Linked DNA regions of Homo sapiens: region 1 is linked to region 2. A link is an interaction called in ENCODE POLR2A ChIA-PET data of the cell type or tissue named here. Cell type or tissue: GM12878. All regions are shown on one strand. Each heading gives the region's core, and the rest is flanking DNA. Links, peaks and the distances in the headings are about the cores only. Region 1 has its middle 110 kb from the start of LINC02145. Region 2 has its middle 64 kb from the start of LINC02145.

What was found. Peaks named below come from ENCODE experiments on the same cell type or tissue, not always from the same donor. Only the 100,000 strongest peaks of a DNase experiment are listed, where the experiment ranks them.
Region 1: POLR2A ChIA-PET joins it to region 2 with 7 read pairs; 2 of 35 experiments call an interaction of 5 or more read pairs at or near these places.

Annotation. Positions count from the first base shown.
Region 1 is chr5:6,220,408-6,224,801 of GRCh38, forward strand. No RefSeq gene overlaps it. Among named protein-coding and RNA genes, the nearest start is that of LINC02145, 110 kb to the right of the region's middle. In GM12878, for the core only: no CTCF peak of the experiment used is centred there; a DNase peak (open chromatin) is centred at 1,884.
Region 2 is chr5:6,271,176-6,275,569 of GRCh38, forward strand. No RefSeq gene overlaps it. Among named protein-coding and RNA genes, the nearest start is that of LINC02145, 64 kb to the right of the region's middle. RefSeq lists an enhancer at 3,734-3,843. In GM12878, for the core only: no CTCF peak of the experiment used is centred there; DNase peaks (open chromatin) are centred at 2,136 and 3,826; H3K27ac peaks cover 736 bases.

The sequences.
Region 1 (4,394 bases), core at 288-4,287, 51 kb before region 2:
TCTTCCCACCTCAGCTGGGCTCAGGCCTCGCCGCATTGAGCTCCCCACCAATGCCGAGTGGTGCCAGGGCCTCTGGAGTCAGGGAAGAGCCGACACCACACTCCTCCTCCCTCCCCATTCAGTGCGGGCTGCACTTTGCACTCTGAGCACCAAAGCAACCATGCTTGTCAGGGCCAGGGGCTGGCGGGCCTCCTAACGCTGCCTCATGCTGGGCAGCTTAAACAACACACATTTATTGTCTCACGGTTGGGAGGCCTGGAGTCTGAGATCGGGCTGTGGTCAGGGCTGTTTCCTCTGGAGGATCTGAGGGAGCCTCTGGCCCTGGCCCCTCTCCAGCTTCCAGTGGCAGCCAGCCCTCTTTGGTGTGTTTTGGCTTGGAGATGCATCTCCCCAACCTCTGCCTCACCTTCACTTGGCCTTCTCACTGTGTGCAAAACCCCGTGGCCAAACCCTCCCTTCCTCATAAGAACACCAGTCACGTGGATTAGGGCTCACCCTAACAACCTCACTTTAACTGCATTACCTCTCTGAAGACCCGTGTCCGAATAAGGTCACATTCTGAGCTTCTGGGATTAGGACACCAACATTTCTTTTGTAGAGGGAAACACGTTTCAGCTCCTGACAGCTGATATTAGGGCGAGTTCAGTGAAGCCCCCAGGGCATGGTGGAAGGAGGCCCCACTCTCCAGGTGGTACAAGCAGAGCATCGGCCATGAGACCGAAGCTGCCTCCCTGTTTTGTGCCCTAAGCCCCTCACTCACCTCCCCCACCCCCCAGCCCTGCTGTTTGTTTAATAAAAGAGGTGAGGTCTCACTCACACACACCTCTACCCACTTTGGACCCAATCTATGAGGAACCTGCCTGGAACTTGCTGAGGTGACCAAACACTGCTGCACTCAGAGCCCCTTGTGCCCCGAGGGACTAGGGTGCCCCTCTTGGGAGCTGGTAAGTGGCCAAATCTCTTCTGCCACACCTCGCGCTCTCCCTGGAAGCCCTGCAGTCCCTTGAGCAATCCCTGGTGGCCACCTGACTGGCCGGGCCAGCGGTCACTCAAAGGTCACTCTGAGACCAGACTCTCGGCAATTTGGTCTCCAGCTGGTCCCTGTTGCCCTGGAAAGATGGAAGAACAGGCCAGTGATGGGGCATCAGAATGCACCTGGGGCTCTTGATGTGGTAAATGAAGGAAGTGGCCCTAGGTACCTAGGAGAAGACCAGGCAGCCAAAAAATGTCTTTACGGCAACATTTCATAATCTGCGTAGCAAAGAGAAGAAAGAAGACTGACAGCATAAAGCAATGGGAATATTTCAGCTGAGTTTTCCCCTTGATTAACTACAGAGGGAATGAGTAGGATGATTGGAACAGACACAAGAGGCAAGATTATTTAGCATTTGACTTAGGGCCTGCTGAAGATCTTGACTTTGACCACCATGGACACACAGGCATCTCTGCTGCGCTGATGTGGTCACTGATGTGGTCAAGAGCAGGAAAGCTGCAGCCTAGTGCCCTCCCAGCAGCTCTGCCAGTTACTCACTGCATGCTCTTGTTGACACTCCTTCACTTCTCTGTGCCTCTTTATCCATAAAATTTGGTTAATAATGGCTCCCGCCTTCCTGGTTTGTTGTGAGGTTCAAATGAGGTGGTGCATACAAGTGACTTAGGACAGCACTTGGCATGTCCAAATGTTCAGTAGCTCTTAGCCATGATCATTACAGTTGTTAAAAATAATCAGTTGGGAGGCCATTAGGCTGAAACAGTTCCAGTGACTTGAGTTCCTACGTAAGTAACTGTAACCCTACTCAGAGTAAATGGTCACAACCTGGGAAAACGAAATTGAGCTTAGCCAGTCAGAAACTGCCAACTAACCTCTAACCAGAGACTTTGCCAAGCTGAAACTCCCAACTAAACCTCTAACTAGCGACTTTCCACTTTAACCAATCAAATATTTTCTTGATCTTGCTTCCGCGAGCAGCCTGAACCTCACGCTCCCTCAGTGGAGCCCTGAACCTCTTGTGGTCTGGTTGCTGCCCAGTGCATGAATCACCGAATGCTCAAATCAACTTATGAAAATTGTAATGTGCCCAAGCTTTTTTTTTTTTTTTTTTTGAGACAAAGTCTTGCTCTGTCACCCAGGCTGGAGTGCAGTGGTGTGATTTTGGCTCACTGCAAACTCCACTTCCTGCGTTCAGCATCCCAAGTAGCTGGGATTACAGCCTTCCAAGTAGCTGAGATTACAGGCACCTGCCACCAAACCCAGCTAATTTTTGTATTTTAGTAGAGACGGGGTCTCACCATGTTGGCCAGGCTGGTCTCAAACTCCTGACCTCAAATGATCCACCCGTCTTAGCCTCCCAAAGTGCTGGGATTGCAGGTGTGAGCCACTGCACCCGGCCCAAGCTTATCTTTTAACACTGTTCTTTGGAACTCAAATAATTTAAAATGAGTTTTAAAACATTCTTCATTGTCAACTACTCTAGAGCTCACATTCAAACCCTTTTGAAAAGAGAATCCATGCAGGGCAACCTGCAGTGACATAGCAGTGGAGTTGTGAGAATGTGCCTCCTCTGAAGTGTGAACTGAGCAAAGCCGAGAACTTGGCTCTAGGCTCTCAGAACTTGACCGTGTCTTTGATGTTGCCCCACTGATGACCTGTTCATCTGAAGACCCAGCCCAGAAAAGGCAGGTCTGCTTGCCTCATGGAACAGAGAACCAGTGTCACTTCCAACCCATTCAAATCCTCACTTCTCCTCCATCTTTTAACCAGGGTTGTTTTTCCTTAATGCTGATCCACAAATGCAGAGGTTCCCATGAGAATGCCATGACAATTTACTACTCTGTTCTGAGTTTTGCAACTGTGTTTTTGCATGGAGGGTCAAGAAATGTAGTGGGACCAAGTTTCTTTTAATCTCTTCAATTCAACTCACTCTAGTTCAATCTGTTGTAGAGTTAGAGTTATAACACTTGATTTCATTTTTTGTTTGACCATGCTCATGGGGTAAATGGATGAGCTCTTTGTTCAAAGCATTTTGAAGAAAGTTGCTTTTTCAGCTACTTTAAGTGCATCTGCACTGCTGCCAAACACAGGCTCCACCACATTCCTGGAGAGGGCTTCCTGGGACCCACTTAGAAATGTAAGTTATACTGCATAGAAAAGAACTACATCCAGAAAAATAAATGCAAATAGTGGAAGGCTGAGAAATTGCCCTTGAGAGATAGGAAAAAAATTAAAAAAAAAAAAAAACGATTAAGGAAAGGGAGGCTGAGTCAGGGAGGAGCCGGAAGAACCAGACACAGCAGGCAAAGGGAATGTGGTGGGTGGGACTGAAGCCACATTCAGGAGAGCACACATGAGATCTGCACCCATGGGCATTCCCAACAGCGAGAACAGTTCCACATGCCCCTGGGGCCTCCAGAACAAAAACACAGGAGCATGCTCAGAACCGACAGAGCCCATGCTTTGAATTAGTCGGCTTGGGCTGCCAAAACAAAATACAGGAGACTGAGAGCCTCAAATCACAGAAATTTATGTTCGCACAGTTGTCGAGGCTGGAAGCGCAAGATCAGGGTGTCAACATGGTGGGTTTCCAAGGAGGGCTCTCTTCCTTCTTTGTTAGACGGCCGTCTTCTCACTGTGTGCTCACATAGCCTCTTCTTACAGGGAGAGAAAGAGAGAGAGATCCTCACAGGCCACCAATGCTCTTGGATTTGGGCCCCACACTCATCCTTATGACCTCATTAAACCTTTATGACTTCCTGCAGGTTATATTTCCAAATACAATCACAATGAGGATTACAGCTTCAACATGTGATTTTGGGAAAACACAGTTCTGTCCACAGCTTGCTTGTCAAAGAAAAGGAGATTAACAGGGAAAAATGAATTTATTGTGTATATATAAATATATATATATGAGAAAATAACAAATGCTCCATGATGATAACTGATTAGAAGTTCATTGGAATATTTGTTTCAATTCCTTTTCTAGGAAGAAACCTAGAAACATGAGTTACATATAAATACACTTTCTAGAAATCCTGTGGAACTTTTTTTCCTGGACATTTAAAAGAGAAGATAGGATAGCTGGTAGGTTATATGTGCATAGCTTTGGCTGAGACTCTGAAATATATTTAAAATTTTAGAACATAATTATGAAAATGAAAACATTGTGTCTGCTGCTCGCATGATTCTGGCCAAGTGTGTGCGCCCGGAATTCTGTGCCTTTGCTTTTCACACTGTTCAGCTCTGCATGCTGGCTGAAGAGAGGGCAGCCCTCACTTGTTCTCCCCAAGCAGATAAGAAATTTCTACTCTATGCCTGGAGCCAAGACTTACGTGTGGGACTGGTGCTGTGGCTCACGCCTGCAATCCCAGCACTTTGGGAGGCCAAGGCAGATAGATCA
Region 2 (4,394 bases), core at 250-4,249:
GCTTCAGGTATTTTCTATCTATTGGGAGACTGCCTTTCCTTGGTGCTGGCTACAACCAATTATTATTTTAGAATTCATCAAATTATTGGTCACAACTAGCAATTTTGTAGAGGATAGACTGGGACAGGATAGGAAATATTAAAATGCATCTGTAGCAAGAGCAAGTACTGTGATGTAAAGATTTTGTTTGAGTTTTTGAGTGTACCAGATTATAATAGAAAAAGTGTTGTTTTGCTAGAGGCCATGGTCAAAGACCACTGCCTATCACGTGCTTTTTCTGAAAGCTAAGCTTTTACTAAGCTGACTGATACACTTTCTTTCTCAGTCTGGTGGGAAAACACACCACATTGAGTGGATGGTATGGAGAAAAGCTATGATGGAAGTAATGGCACAGCTTAGATGCCCCTCCATGAAAGGACTTGTTGGCCCAGCTGCTGGCAGACAACTTTCATCTGCTCCTTCAGGGATGGATACAGCTATAGCAACTGATACGGTTTGGCTGTGTCCCCACCCAAATCTCAGCTTGAATGTTATCTCCCAGAATTCCCACGTGTTGTAGGGACCCAGGTGGAAGTAATTGAATCATGGGGGCCAGTCTTTCCCTTGCTATTCTTGTGATAGTGAATAAGTCTCACGAGATCTGATGGGCTTATCAGGGCTTTCCACTTTTGCTTCTTCCTCATTTTTCTCTTGCTGCTGCCATGTAAGAAGTGCCTTTCACCTCCCACCATGATTCTGAGGCCACCCCAGCTACGTAGAACTGTAAGTCCAATTAAACCTCTTTCTTCTCCCAGTTTTGGGTATGTCTTTTTCACCAGTGTGAAAGCAAACTAATACAGGAACATTCCTCACCCAAGAGCATGCCTTTTCTAGAAGAGGCTCACACCTAGTGCCTGGTCAAGGCAGGGTTATGAACGACTGGCTAAGTCGGGACAACTCTGATGGGCCAGTTAGCTTCAGAGCCTCTTGGAGGTGACTGAGATCACCATCAGGCCTGTGTCAGAGCCCAACTTCTCCTTCTGCCCAGTGTTGCTTCCTTCCCCCTTCCCCAGCTGGTGATCCTGCAGGCCCTTCCTAGCACACACCATGTGCAAACTGTCTTCCTGAGAACCCAACCAGCATCTGGAGCAGCAGACATGGGAGTGCACTGCTCAGACACCAGCCCTAGAGCCCCAGTGGCTGCCTGAAGAAGATCCAGGTGAGTTTCTTGCAGCCCCAACTTATTTAACCCCAGCAGCAATCTCACAAATGTGGCCTGATGCAGCACTCCACCTAGTGCAAGCCCAGCAAACAAAGGCACTTGTCTAAGATGAAAATAACTTTGCACCACAGCCCAGTTGCTTCTAATAATGGTACCAGGTGGGAGAGATTTCTCTCATCACCTGTAGCCCAGAATATGGGTATGTGCCATGGTGGCTGGAAACGGGCGCTCCTCTGCTCCTGACACACTCCCCACAGATGTCCCATTGTGACAACGTAGGCAGGGTCCTTGGAAATTTGTTTCATTCTTTATTACACAAATGGAGACGTGTAGAAACAATTTAAATCTTTAATTCCCATATTAGCCAGCCACATAAGGGAAGAAACACGTGTGAAAGATTACAACATATAGAGGCCCTGGCTCCCAGGCTGTGCTATTCTTCAAGAATGACATCAGTAAACAGAAGCCAGCAGTTTCTTCCATCTCAATTGCAAAGAGCTGAGGTTAGAGACACGTCCATTTTGGGAATATACCTTGAGTAAAAGTGATGTATCCTTATGTGACACATAGAGATGTTGTATTTGTATAGACTGTTATAGCTTCAGCCACATTTGGAAAGAAACACGTGATAAACACCATGATATTGAATTTTTTGTGCAATTAGTTTTCCATGATGAGAAAAGTCTTGTATGCCAATCAATATTGAGCATGTAGGAAATATAGCACAACAGATACTATTCCTACGTATCATTCATATTATACAACTCCCATAGAGTAGCTATAAAGAGCATCAAACAGACAGCATATGCTGAAGTGCCTCAGGAACTGAAAAACAGACAACAAACGTGAGTTCTGTCAGAGAGTGCTTAGGAGTGGGGAAAATCCCTATGCCTTGAAAGCGCAGCACAGTCGTGATATGGCAAAGCTAGGGTAGCCCTTCCATTTGCATATATTATTCTGTTGATGCCACATATGTCTCACGTCCTATTTTCAAAGTCCCCAGAGAAGGAAATAACCTCCTATATACTTAGCAACACCCAACGCTATGAGCCTTGTGGCAACCACACGAAAAATCCAATCCTGCAAATGCTGATTGAGAAACTGCGCAGAAAAAGCTAGGCGTGCTGCCTAATGGAAGTAAGTACACAGGAAAACCCAAAGTAGGGAAGGGGGCACCTCCCCACCTCAACCGGGGACAAATGACATCTTTTCAGGAAAATGTTTATAGCTTAGTGAATAACAAAGTCTTTAGTAAGGTGCTTATAGAATGAGTTCCATTTCAATGAGCAGAGACAAGAGGCTACATTTTAAGGAAAACACCCAGATTAAGCACAGCAAAGGAGAAAGCAAGCCCAGGAAAGCTGGTCTGAATGGCGGGGTGATGGCCGGGCTTGGCAACAGGACCGAACAGCTGGTCTGGAATCACATGGGAGAGGCCTGGCTCTTGCCTGCTAAGGATTTTGAACCAAGGAGGGCACAGGAGAGGTACTGAAGGGTTGTGATCAATAACCTGATGTGATGACTTAAGACTGTCAGAATGGAGAATTAATTGGAGTGAGCCTAGCCTGGGAGAGAGAAACAAAATGAACCATAAGGACAAGTCATAAGCAGGTGTGATTAGGATGGGGCCTGACAAGCGGTGTGAGGTCATGAAGGAGCTGTGGGTCAAGTAGGTTGTGAGGCAGCTGTGGAAAGAGGGAGACAGGTTTGAGAGAGGCTGAGAAAGCAGAATCTACAAGGTTCATCCATGCACTGGATTTGGGGATCCCCCAAAAAATGAGGGAAGCTATTTTGAATGGGGAGGGGCCAGCCTATCCAAGCACCACATCTGCCTTCCAGGACTCAGCGTTGACAGTGGCGGGTCCAGCTTTCCCCAGCAGCCGTACAAAGACTGTTCTAGCATCATTTTCTCCTTCAGAGCCTGAGCCTCAGCTCTCTGTCACCGACGTCACTTAAGGGCTTTTTTTTAAATCAAGGTTCCCGGAACCCACTCATTATCTAAAAATGGACCCATTGTACAAAGACAGACAAAAGTGTTTGCCAAAAGCATGAGCTGGGGGTATTGTCCTGGAGGCAGCTGGAATGGGATCATAATTCAGTAAGCAAAGCCCTAATTCACCATACAGTGTTCTCTCCTGCAAAACCACATAGGCAGAAGAAGTTGTGGTCAGGACTCTCCCTTGCATAGTGGGAGTGGTCTGCACCCCTGGCCCAAGCCACCAAATCCCAGAAGCTGCCTCAGTAGTGATGAAAACAAAAACCACCTCCTACCTTTCTGGATACCTCCTAGGAGAGCAATACATTTCCAGGGGAATCCTAGACACATACAAAAGCAAGGGCAGTGACCCAGAAGGCAGCCGGCTTTGTCCATTGCTGTCCAAAAGAAAGGCCCAGAATGTAAAGGACACACATTTTTTTGCCACTGTAGAAGAGAACAATTGATGGTCCATCAGGACTCTTTGGAACTGTGTGGGCAGAATTCTAAAATGACCAGCAATGATCCAAATGCCCCCTTGTGGAAACTCCCCACCCCCACAACCTCCTTAGTGTGGGCAGAACCTGCAAACATGCCGGGACATCACTCAAGTGTTGAGGTCATGTTTTGTGGCACAGTTGGCTTTAAGTGAGGGGGATGGTCCTTGCAGGTTTTACCTCATTAGGGGAGCCCCTAAAAGGGTGTGGCTCTCCCTGGAGAAAGATGTTCAGAGTTGAAGGGAATTTGATGCAAGGGAAATTCCCCACTGCTGCCTTTGAAGACAGAGAGGTCATGGAGCAAGAAAAGGGGTGGCTTCTAGCCACTGAGAATGGCCCCCACATGACAGCCTGAGACAGAATGGAGACCTCCATCCTACACCACAAAGAATTGAATTCTGCCATCAACTTCAATGAGCTCAGAAACAGACTGTTACCCAGAACTTCCAGATAACACAGCAGCCAAGCCAACAGCTTGGTTTCACTCTCATGAGATCCCAAGGTGAAAGATCAATTAAGCCATGCTTGGACTTCTGACCTACAGAACTATGTGATAATAGGTGGGTGCTGTTTCAAACTGCCAAGTCTTTGATGATTTGCTGTGCAGCAATAGAAAACTAAAATAAACGTCTTGATGAATGTTCCTTAAGACAATTGAACTCCTTTTGCTGGAATTATTTTTATTATAATAACTTCTTATCAATTATTTTTATTATTATTT